Regions from separate parts of the Homo sapiens genome. Here region 1 is linked to region 2. A link is a contact called in ENCODE Hi-C data. All regions are on one chromosome and are shown on one strand. The core of a region is the stretch at or near the end of the contact, and the rest is flanking DNA. Distances in the headings are between cores, read along the strand shown.

Region 1 (6,379 bases), core at 1,775-4,274, 70 kb before region 2:
AATATACCACCAATCCATAAAAGCTATAGATGCCAATCAACATGGCCACATGTCATCCCTGCCTCAAGGATTTACAGAGGGCCTACTATGTGTCAGGCACCGTGCCAGGGCCTGGTGGTACAGGAGCGAATTAGACCCAGACCCTACTGCTGTTGGGCATACAGTGGTGCCAACACACCACAAATACAGTGTCTCCAGTCCTTGGTGCAGCTGTCCAGCCCAGCACTCCATGGGCAGACACGTCAGGCAGATGGAGGAACCCCCAGGGTCACAGAGGAATGGAGGAGGTGGGCAGATATCTAAGGCAGGGTGTTGGTGCCACGTGGCCCTGGGCTCCAAGGAGCTGCTGGTCCTCCTGTCCCCTCTGGGTGGAACTGAGGCTAGGGCAGAGGGCTGCCCGGGCCATTACCTTCAGTGAAGCAGTCCTCTGGGTCCTTGACATCCTGGCCGAGGTCAGGGATCTGCTCCAGGAGCTCAGCGGTGTTGGTCATGTCTGCTGTGCTGCCCTCGGAGCAACTGTCCTCTGGGGTCTATGGACAGGGGTGTGGGACAGGGTGGGAAAGGGTGTGAGTGTGGGCTGAGTAGCAGCCTTTGGCCTCGAGCCCAGAGTCTGCAGGAGCTTAGGGCTCCCTGAAGGGAGGCAGCATCTTCATGACGCACCCTGGGACCTGCACAGAGCCACTTTTGCCTGTCAGGGCTGGGCCAAGGCTGGACCTCGGGGTTCCCGGGTCTGTGATTCTGGTCTGCTGGAGTCTAAGGCTGGGGTGTGGGGGCTGTGAAAGAGCTCTGGGAAGCCACTGGGGATGGGGACTGCATCTAGCTGGGAGCAAAACGGACATGGGGTAGCAACCTGGACACACAGTGGGACATGGACACATCGTGGTGGTGTGGCACACACAGTGGAAACAGGCATGTCACATCCAGAACAGAGTCAGAACCAGGATCCCGGGCAACACACAGGCAGCAAGGTCAGACCGCAGAGAACAGGCCAGCAACCCCACCCACACATTTTGCGCAGTTCCCGTGGGTTCTGGTGTGCTGGACAGAGCCCGGAGACTGAGAAGGTGATGGAGCCCTCCACTTCCTGTCCTTGCAAGTCTGCTGCCCTGACCTCAATAACTTGATTATAGGGAGGCTACAGAGAGGCATGTGCATGCAGGTGTGCCCTTGTGAGTGTCTGTGTGTGTCACTTGTGGGTGTGGGTGTAAAGGGGTGTTACAGGGGCCACTGTGGGTACCCTGCCCAATTCCACTACATAAGACCACTGCACCCATTCCCAGCCACTTGAATGCTAGCTGCTTAGCTGGCCCTCCTCCAGAAAATCATCTTCAGCTGGGGGACTGCCGTCCCAAGGGGTGGCCGGTGCCCAGCAGCCACTGATACAAGAATACAGAAGGCCAGCCCCTAGCCTTGAGTTGGGGCAATGCTGTGGTGCAATTCATGCCCCAGAGCTCTACTTGGGACAGGATGAGGCTGACTCCAGCTGGAAAGCCTTTCCGTAGCTTCCTTCTTTGCTTCATCCTGTTTCTCTTACTTTCTCCTGAGAACACCCCTCAACAAGTCATTTGCATAGGAATCCCTCTGCTTCTAGGGAACGGTACGTCAGGGGAGGAGTGTCAGTGAAGGAAGAAAATCCATCGTTTGCATCAGGTCAGGTCCAAAGACCCCATCTCCGCTGCCCCCGCCTCACATCATCTCAGGCTCAGGCTCCATTTAGAGAGGGGCTTGTCTGAATTCTTGGGCATGGCTATGCTCCTACAGCTGCCTTCTCTCTTCTCTTTTCCTTTGATGAATCAATCTGCTGATGTCTCAGGGGCTTCTTTTCCATTTTTGAGATCTGTGATGGGAAAGGGGTGGATTCTGGAGGGAAAACAGAGCCTACTGCTCAGAGAAGGTGGATCCTTGGCCAGAGAGGTGAGGCTCAGTCTTTTGTGGTCCCCCATGGCATTGAGGGTTCCTTCCCCTCTCCTCCTAGCTCAGCTGGGGGATGAAAGGAGTTGGGTGATGAAAGGGGCAGGCCAGAGGAGAGCAGCATGCTTATTTTTTCTTTCCAAACACTGGAGCCGTCTGAAGTCCATGGGGCTGTCATGTGAGAGGACACGTTCTCAGGTCCTACTGCAGGTGAGACGAGGGAGTCCCTTTCCCGGGAAAACTCCAGCCTGTTTCTCCTTATATAGGCTCCCCCATGAACTGATTTGAAGAAAGGAAGACTTATAAAATTCATTCAAAGGTTAGCATCCGTGTGAGAGAGCCACTTCTCTCCCATGGCATTTTGCCTCTCTCCTGTGTCTTCCTGTCCCCACATGCCTTCACAGCTCAGACCATCAGGGGAAGAACCGTGATCTGCACAGTCAGGAAGATGACTCCAGTAGGCCCTTGTGCTCCAAAAACTGACCATGCTTGCAAAGCTCACATGGGCCCATCTCACAAAAGAGGAGAAGGCACAAGTGCTGGACGGAGTGAGGTCAAGCTGCAGGACAGTGGCCACCAAGCACTCTGAACACGTGCCCTCCACCTTCCGTGGGCTAGATGTGAGTGAGGCTGGGCGGCTTAGTCAGCAATGCCACAAGCCTTTTGCTCAGGGGTTGCGAACTCCAATGCTTACAGAATCAGGCGGGTAACCTGTTCACCATGTTGGCCAGGCTGATCTCGAACTCCTGACCTCAAGTGATCCACCTGCCTCGGCCTCCCAAAGTATTAAAATTACAGGCGTGAGCCACCGTGCCCAGCCTCCTGAAGTCTTCTTTGGATGGGGAGATTCACAGGACAAACATTTGCCAAACAGGACCAAAACACAGGGATGGAGTATGTGGAGAGGGTGAACACATGGAGGTAGTGGGTTAGTCCTGCATCAGAGTTTGGGACCAGAATTTCCAGAATTTCCCATTGGCCCTGGGCCCTGTACCGTCTCTCCCCTGTCAGGACAGGGATGCCCACCCTCCCCTCTGCAGACTGGTCTTCCACGCTGCCTGTGACAGTGGCTGTGGCTCCCAACAGCAAATGCAGGCATGCACCTCTCACAGCCTGGCTCTGACCCAAGCAGCGGCGCCCAGCTGGCTTCAGGGACAAAGGCATGCATTACCTCACCGCACCCTGGGGCCTGGGGTTCCGCTTTCCACTGCTGCCGCCAGTCGGCCTGAGATGCACTGGCCTCGGCCTCAGAGGAGGCAGTCGCTGACACCTGGCTCCAGGTCCTGGAATCCGGAGGGGCCTCTGGGCCACCGGACACAGGCTGGGATTCCTGCTGAAAAGACCCCAGCCTATGAGCTGAGTCCACACACCCAGCCAGAGGGTCTCCAGGGCCCTGACCCTGGGGGTTTCAGACCCTGCCCATGCATCTGGGGCATTGCCTCCAGCTGTCTTCATGGGGCCTCCATCTCACTGAAGACTCCTCCCTCAAGGGGCCTGAGCAGGCAGGTGGGAGGCTCCTGGTAGGTCCAAGCAAAGGGCCTAGAGACAGGAAGCCCCTGGCCGGCCTGGCATAACTCCCCCTCCCCAGACTCCCTGGAAGGGTGCAGCTGGGCCACGATGCCCAGCTCACAAATGCTGGCCACTGTACTTAGGAAGGTCACACTGACTTCCCTCATGAATCCCTGTGGCACTCCCGGCTTGCGTGCGCGCACGCGCGCGCACACACACACACACACCCCCACACACACCACACACACCCAGGAGCCAGAGTCAATGGGCTCAAGAGAAGGAACAGAGAAGGGAAATGAGAGACAGCCGGAATTCCCCTCCTGTGCTGGAGATCATTGGAAACTGTGGTCCTGGCAACACCAACACTCCCTCTCCCTGAGCAGACATTGCCACTGCCCCGCAACCTGACTTGAAAGGGTGGCCTCTGGGACCACAGGGAGGCAGGAGGATGTGAAACCAAGCCCAGAGCCTTAGATCAAGTTCCACACATGGGGAGCAGCTGCTCTCCACAGCCAGGCCCAGCCAGTGCAGGCCCAGAGGAAGCAGCCAAGATGGGCCTGACTCAACAGGGAGAACACTCCTGGGGGCTTGACCTAAAGCCCTGAGAAGAAGCCATCTGAGCCTGGCTCAGGCCAAGGGAGAACGGAGGGGAGGGGAGGGGTGGGCCCTGCCTGCTTTGTGCAGACTCTGGTCCCAAGTGTTAAAAATAACAGGTTGCGAGATAAGATAGTGCTGTCCCTGACACCTCAGTCTTAGGGATGCTTATTTTTAAATCTCAGAATGAGCCCTGGGTGTGGGAGGAGGGGAAGGGGCAGTCTGGAGGTCAGAAAACCATACTTCTCTTTCGCCAAGACACTCTACCTTGCCAGTCCTGGAGGGGGGACAATGGTCAGTGTGGGAACTGGGGGCTAGAGGCTCTGTTCTAAACTCATGAGGAACACCCAGCAAGTCTCTCTTGCCATGCCTCCGTTTCCCTGTCTGTACAATGAGCTCCCCATGCCCAGCCAGGGCATGAGTGGTGGATAGCAGCCCCTCCCCAGGTCAGCTTCTGGACTGAGTTAGGAAGGGAGGGTTGAGGGCTGGTCTCAGCACCCCTCTGAGAGGCTGGCTGTTGTGGGGAGGGCCTGCCTTCTACCCCTACCCACTGCCAAGGCAGTCTGGGAGGGGAAGCTGCTTTGAGAGAGGCTGGGTGGCCCGGACAGCAGAGCTCTGGGCCCTGTATATGTAGGTGCCTTATACATGCAGGGGTGAGGGCCCACCTGCTTGCTGGACTCCTCCTCCGTGCCCAGGCTGTTCTCCTCATCTTCTTCTTGGTCATCTGTGTCTGACTCGGCCACAGCGATGGGCACACACACGGGCTCTGGATCCCCGGGGGTGCCCTGGCCTGGTTGCTCGCCTTCCTCAAACCGTGTTTCCTTGCGGGTGGGAGGCACCTTCTCCGTCTCTGGGGGTGGCGGGGAGTAGGGGGTGGCAATGCAGCTGGGCAGCTGGCCCTGGGCGGCAAGGGCTGCGGGCTTCTGAGGCCGCTGCCGCAGGAGACCACAGCAGAAATCCCAGGTGGTCCGCTTGACAAAGCGCAGGCCCCTCTGGATGCGGGCCAGGGCCAGCTGGAGGTTGTTCATCTCTCTGTCCTCATCAGGGGCTGTGAGGTTGTCTGCACTGAAGGAGCTGAGCAGCAAGGCCAGGAAGAGATTCAGGACCTGTCGAGATAATGGGTCAGGCTCACCAAGGCACTGCACCATGCCAAGCCATCCAGTCCCAGTTCTATGATGGGGAAACTGAGGCCCAGAGACCTTTAAGACTGCCTGTGACAAACAGCTCCGAGGCTTGAATCCAGGGCCCTGAGCCCTCATCCTAACCCCTCATTTTATTGAATGTGGAAGGTTTGGCTATAAAAGAAAATACAAATTTGAATCCCTCTTTCCAAGGGCCCAGACACAGTCTGAATTGAGGATGTCGTGTCCTGGCTCAGGTTCAATGGGAGAACTATGCGTGCATTCAGTGTCAAAGCGAGGGGCTAGCACAAAGTCACACACATTGAGCCCTGTCTTGGCACCAGCGGCTTCTACATGCAAGCCTTCTTCTCCCTTTACCTCTTCCTGCTGCCTTAGGAGTAGTGAGGGGCAGTGGGGTCAGGATGGGCACAGGTCTCCTTCCTGGGAAGTGTGAGTCCAGGGACAAGACAGAATCCCACCGAGAAGCCACACAGAGCTTTTGGGACTTTGTTGGAAAGAGGAGGAGCAGTGACCTGCCTCTGAGTTCCCTATTGAAGCCAGCTTGGTGCTCAGAGGCCTGGGGCTGCTGCTGTAGGGCACACACTACCTGAGGCCCAGGTCTGCCACACTTTCCAGGTGAGGGACGCTGGGACAGGGCAGAGAAAGGTGCAATAGCTGGAAAAGAGGTCAGGAAGGCACAGGCAGCCTTCAGGCATTTGGACTAATCATGGGGTCAGGACATGGAGAGCTGACCATGTCTAGGCTGTGAGGGGTGCTAGGAAGGGTGCTGTGTGAAGGTCAAGGCCTGCTATTCTGCAGGGAGCCGGGGGAGGTGGCAGTGTCGGAGGTTCCACAGGGCGCAGTATTTTGTTGAGGTCTATCATCAGGGCTTAGGGACTTGAGACTTCTTAAGGGGGTTTGCATAACCCTCTGCCTTTGGATGGTTCTGGAGAATTGCTTGTCGTTAAGCCCTCCTGCAAGTGTGAAGCTTTAGCTTTTGTTTAAAAAGAAGGCCTTTGATGTGTGACAAGCGGCTGGGCTTGTGTCCATTTCCCAGTCACATGGAGGGTCAGTTAAGCTGACGGTGGGTCGATTCCCACATGCATGGGTCAGACTGGCCCATGGCTCACCAGGCCGCCAGGCCACCATGGGCTTGGTGTCTCCTCCCTCCCAGCACCTTTATAGCAGGGTGGTGTGTGAGGGTGGGTGCACAGTTCTTTTTGGAAATCCACTCTGAGACTCTG
Region 2 (5,595 bases), core at 817-3,316:
TCCCTTCTCTTTGGATTGCCTGGGCACCAGCCTCCGCTCTTCTCCCATCCCCAGCTGTCTCTGGTGCTTCCCACTAGTCCTCCAAGCCCAATCTTCATGCTGAGTGAGTCAATACTAGAATTTTTCCAGAGGAGCTTTGATCAACACACAGAGAGGGAGCCGAGCACCTTGGAGCACAGCAGCTGCCCTTGCCACATTGGGCTGAATGCTGGCTCTTGGCACCCCAGGGCCAGTTCCCCTTCTGCTCAGATCCTCCTGGCTCAGTTCTAGGCTTATTTGCCCCACAGAAAGTAGATCTCAAGGTGTCTTCACATTGCGTGGTGCCCCCAATCCACTGATTCTCTAGATGACATTGAATAAGTCCTTGAGCTCCTCTGGGCCTCAGTTTCCCCACTTGTATGATATGGTAGTGATGACATGATTAAAAGTTTAATGAGGCTCTTTTCAGCACAGAGCTGGACACTGTAACATAGAATCTGTGTTCCACACCCTGGCTGTCACCTGACCTCACCCTCTCCATGCTCCTGCAACAGCAGCCTGACCACCCTCATTCCACCTCGCACTCATTACCACCGATTCATATGCACCTGCCCAATTCTAACTGAGTGGAGATGAGGTCAAACAGATGGAGTTGAGGGCAGCGGCAATGGCCTGGGCCCCCAGTAGCTGGGGCCTCTGCTGCTCACGGTCCCACTAGATCCTGAAGGATGGTGGGAACCTGGGAGAGGGCTTGGGATGCCATGGCATGGTGGGGGTCACGTGGTTTGCCATCTGGATGATACTGCCTAGGCTCACTGGGAGACACACCTGGGGTCTCAGCAGGAGGCGAGCAGATGCCTGGGAATGGAACATAGGCCCAGGACCTTAAGAGGAGATAGATCCCATGGCCCGGGGCTGGGCTGAAGGCACTGAGGAGCACAAGAGTGAGTCCTGCACTATCTTAGCCATGGCATCCTGATCTGGCTGTGCTCTGCTCTCCAACAGGTGTTTGCAAGGCAGGCCTACAGCCAGGGACTTGTCCCCAACATCATTTCCCCCCATCCTCATCACCACCACTAACAGTCCCCACACCTCTGGCCCCCACCAGCTCTTGGCCTCTCGGACAAAGCTTGGCACCTCCACTTTCTTCCAGAGCGCCACCAAAGACGATCAAATAACACAGAGGTCGAGAGCCACCTCCCATCAGGGTGCGTGGATCTGTTCCGGCTCAGAGAGAGGAGGGCAGAGAACTCTCTCCAATCTCACCGCAAAGAGATCTCCACCCCTTCGAGAAGCACAGAGATCAGACAGAGGAGATGCGGCCCCTTTAGGGCGTCAAAGGGCACCGAGATCTCTACATGGTCTAAACGCGCAGAGATCTCGTCCCACAGAGAGGACAGCCCCAGCGGACGGTTCCCCCTGGGCCCAGAGAAAGGGGGTGCGTGGCTTCCTCCCCCATATCCAGCCCTGCTCGGTCAGCCCCCGCAAACCCCGCTCTCTGGAACCACATTCATGGCGCGCCTAGTCGCCGCTCTGACCTTGGGGTCTCCGGCCTCCGGTATCCGGGTCCCAATCCCAGACCCTCCCCGAGCCTGCGCCAGGGATGGCCGGGAAGCTGGGGCCGCAGCTCCCCCTCCCCCGGCCCTCGACAGCGCACCGGGAAACCCGGAAGGAAAGGGAAGGGAAGGGGGGCGCACGGTGTTTAGAGACGTCTCCCCCGGGGATACCCTCCAGCCGGGCGGATCTGCGCCCCTTCTCCCCCTCCGGCTCTCTGGGGCACTGATCGGGGAGGGAGCGGCTGGGCGGACCCGGGGCAGGGAGGAGCACGCAGGGACTGGAGGCTTCGGCCCTCGGGGAGGAAAGTTGGGCGGCGGCAGGCGGAGGGGGCTCCGGCCGGGCCAGGGCTGCCGGGCGCGGGGGCACTCGCTCACCTGCTGGTCCCCCGGCCGGGCCCCGGGGTGGGCGGCTGCTGCTTGGCGCGGACTCGGCTCGGCGCGGGGCTCGGGGCACTGGGCGCAGGCTCAGCGGCCCCGGGGGAGCGATCCCTGCATCCTACGGGCGCCGCCGCCGTCTCGGCTCCGCGGCTCTGTTCGGGCTCCCGGGCTGGGCAGGCGGCGCGGGCTCGGGCTGGGGGCGGGGTCGGGGGCGGGGTCGGGGCGGGCCCCGCCTGGGTTCGGCCTGGGGCTTGGGGCCCCGGGCTGGCTCCGCCCCAGAGCGACGCGCCCAGGGCTCCGCACGTGGTGCTCCGCCCGCTCGGAGGGGGGACACACCAGCGCCCGCCGGGGCGCACACTCCCACACTGACCCGGGGGCTCACAGCCACAGACAGCCGCACACGCGGCCGCGGACAGACAGACATAGGCGGGGGTACACACACGGCGACCCGGCGACGCTTCACCACAGATGGCCACCCACGCGGACGCGGACAGGCTCACATTAACAAACACTGGCATACACACCAGCACCCGCCAGAGTATACACACACACACACGCAACCTTGCTGACTTGGGAAGGCTACCAGACACCCACCCACCCACGTGGACACGGGCATACACTGACACTCATGCCGAGACAGACACACGCTGCCATAGGCATACCTGCACTGACACAGACACACACATGCACCCTGAGACAGATACACACCCCCACACACCCACACAGACACAGACAGACACATCATTGACACACACTGACACTGAGGAAGACACTCTGACAAACTTAGACACCCACATGACTTAGACACACATCCACTGACACACTGACACAGAGACACACACACTCACTCGAACCACACTTTCCTGGAGACACACTTAGTGATGCCACAGAAATCTGCACAATGGTACACATCTACCTGAACACACGGACGCACATGCTGACAGAACCAAACACACACCCAGACCCAGAAGCAAGCAGGCAACCAACACAGAGACACCCACACACGCGCGCGCGCAAACACACACACACACATACATATATATACATGTATATACCTCTTTATATATATACTTCCACCCTCTTGAGCCACATACAACCTTCACCTTGACACATGCAGAGCCTGGAGTCACATACTTACACACCCACTGTTTCTCACTCAGAGACATGGTCACAGGCACACACACACGGAGACATACGCTGACAAACAGTTGCTCCCATGCCCATGCCCAGGACCTATGGGGACACACTTCTTGTTTAAACAAAACAGGCCATCAGGGCAACCCGCTTGGGTCCCCTTCCACGCTGTGGAAGCTTTGTTCTTTCCCTCTTCACAATAAATCTTGCGCTTCTAAAAACAAAAACAAAAACAAAACAAAACAACAACAAAAAACAGGCCATCAGCTTTTGCCCACGAAAAAAGTACAGTCATTGGAAGGGATGGTACACTTTTCTGCCACATTTTCAGGGCTCCCAAAAGCAAGAACCGCTCTTAGAGAGCCAAATGGGTGCCAGGGTCTCAGAGGGCACAGAGGTGCTGGGTTTGGGAGCCCAGAGGCTGGGACCTGCTCCTCCATGATGGGGATCTTGAAGAGGTGGGAGGGCAAAGAGGGGGGTGGGGGACAGCGTCCGTTTGCGACCTGGGTGTGGGGCTTCGTTGGACGCCTTAGGTACATACGGAGGGGCTGCTCTGCTTGCAGGAGGGGATCAGTAGGAAAGTCAGTCCACAGGAAAGTTCAGGACATGGGCCTCTCCGGCCCCGAGTTGAGTGGGGTGTCTGGGGTACAGACGGATGGACCACACAGGTCGGCTGCCAGCCTTTAGCGCCTGACGAGCCTCAGGTTGGCTAGCAGCTCCCACTATCGGCCAGAAGGGGAAGTGCAGGCAGTGTCAACGTTTCAACCCACGTGCAGCCGCCTTCCCAGAGTCACACCTACCAGGCAGGAGAGTACAGTAGCAGGAAGGTCCTACCTCCCCTAAGAACTTCCATCACGGGCTTCTCGGCCTCAGAATGAAGCTTCTACTTGCAAACTGACATTGGGTCAAGCAGGAGACAAGGCTAGGATAGAAGCTGCTGGGAGTAGGGGTGGATACCTGCCTCCCTTCCGTCCATATGTAGCAGAAGTGGGGTTTTCACTCTCCTGTTTAGTATTGGGCAACTGGATGTTGCCAGCAGGAGAGGTGGGCTGAGCCTGGTAAGTCTACATGCACCCTGAATTTAAACAGGGGGAGAGAAGCCCAGGGGATGGGGAACCAGAGCTCTGAACCTGTAGAAGTTCATCCATAAAAGCACACCTTGTGGTCCTAGAGAGGCCTCAGAGTGCAGAGACAGGCAACAGGTGTCTGGAGACAGGCACTTCCTACAAAGAGCCCTTGCCAAGATCTTGGCTACTCCCTTCTCTTTGCCAGACCCTATTTAAATTTTTTGTTTTGTTTTGTTTTGTTTTGTTTGAGACGGAGTCTTGCATTGCCTCCAGGGCTGAAGTGCAGTGGCGTGATCTCGGCTCACTGCAACCTCCGCCTCCCCAGTTCAAGCAATCCTCCTGCCTCAGCCTCCTGAGTCTCTGGGATTGCAGGTGCTCGTCACCATGCCCAGCTAATTTTTTGTATTTTTAGTAGAGACGGGGTTTCACCATGTTGGCCAGGCTGGTCTCGAACTCCTGACCTCGTGATTTACCCACCTCGGCCTCCCAAAGTGCTGGGATTACAGGCGTGAGCCACCATGTCTGGCCAACCCTATTTAATTAAAGCAATAACAGGAACATGTTGTCAGCTGTCAGAGATAAATGTTTTTAAAAACTAGTATGTCCTTTATTCGCCCCTCAGTTTCGCCCAGGGTTTGCCTTTACTTTGCCTCAGGTTCAAAGCTGGGTTAACCATATCATTACTCCTCTCTTGTGTTTTTGTTTTATTTCTTCCCCCATCATCACTCCACTGCCATCTCCTTCTCCACACAGGCACCCCTCTAGGAGCTAAAGTAGGTCTTTATGTGCACATCCTTGTAAAACAGGTAGTATTGTTGTTTGTGCATATGCATTTTCTCTTCTAACAGCCCAAAGCTTTTCTTTTTATGTTTTACTTCCATTGAACCTACATAATGGAAAACTGCACAAATCCTAAGTGTTCACTTGAAAGGGTTTTCTGTTGTTGAACACATCCGTGTGAGCAGCACAACACAGAAACCAAACGTTATCAGTACCACAGAAGACCTCTTTGTGCCCCTTTCTGTCACCACCGCTACACCCACCCAGAGTTAACTACTACAGTCACATCGAATTCCCCTTGCTAGTTTTGCCTGGTTTTGATATTTATTTAAACTGGAATTGTATAATAGGAGCTCTTTTGTGTCTGGCTTCTTTTGATCAGCTTTACGCTCATGAGAGTCACATGTTGCTGCTTGTTGTTGTAGTTCATTCATTCTTGTTGCTGTACAGCATCCTATTGTATGCATATACCAGACTTTACCCATTCTACTGCTGATGGGTGTTTGGGTAGTTTCTAGTTTGGGGTTCATGAGTAGCACACCTATGAACATTCTAGTACATAAATTTTGATGAACATATGTACCCATTTCTGCCAGGTACATATTTGGGAGTGGAATTGCTGAGTCATAGGATAATGTGTGTTCGCTTTTAGCAGATGTTGCCAGACAGTTTTCCACAGTGGTTCCACCAGTATTCACTCC

The links. A loop is a pair of places that touch in the nucleus more often than their neighbours do. Pooled maps may share reads with other maps.
Region 1: a loop to region 2 is called in a map of heart right ventricle, with 7 times the contacts of the local background. The contact joins the enhancer-like site here to the promoter of SCN5A in region 2. A Hi-C loop is called at or near these places in 9 of 168 maps with a recorded cell type or tissue (Right ventricle myocardium inferior, cardiac septum, heart left ventricle and 2 more) and 11 of 50 pooled maps.

What each region holds. Positions count from the first base shown.
Region 1 is chr3:38,576,252-38,582,630 of GRCh38, forward strand. It overlaps SCN5A (sodium voltage-gated channel alpha subunit 5), which reads right to left. Exons shown (of 28, transcript NM_000335.5): 17 at 4,680-5,120; 18 at 3,083-3,241; 19 at 410-530. Among named protein-coding and RNA genes, the nearest start is that of SCN5A, 70 kb to the right of the region's middle. RefSeq lists enhancers at 2,111-5,245, 4,036-4,536, 5,503-6,379. Within about 2 kb of position 3,025, at least 3 of the 41 ENCODE cell types and tissues checked have a DNase peak (open chromatin) inside an H3K27ac peak, as active enhancers do; they include heart left ventricle and heart right ventricle, where a contact is called at or near this core.
Region 2 is chr3:38,647,621-38,653,215 of GRCh38, forward strand. It overlaps SCN5A (sodium voltage-gated channel alpha subunit 5), which reads right to left and starts at 2,067. Exons shown (of 28, transcript NM_000335.5): 1 at 1,911-2,067. RefSeq lists a silencer at 2,026-2,185.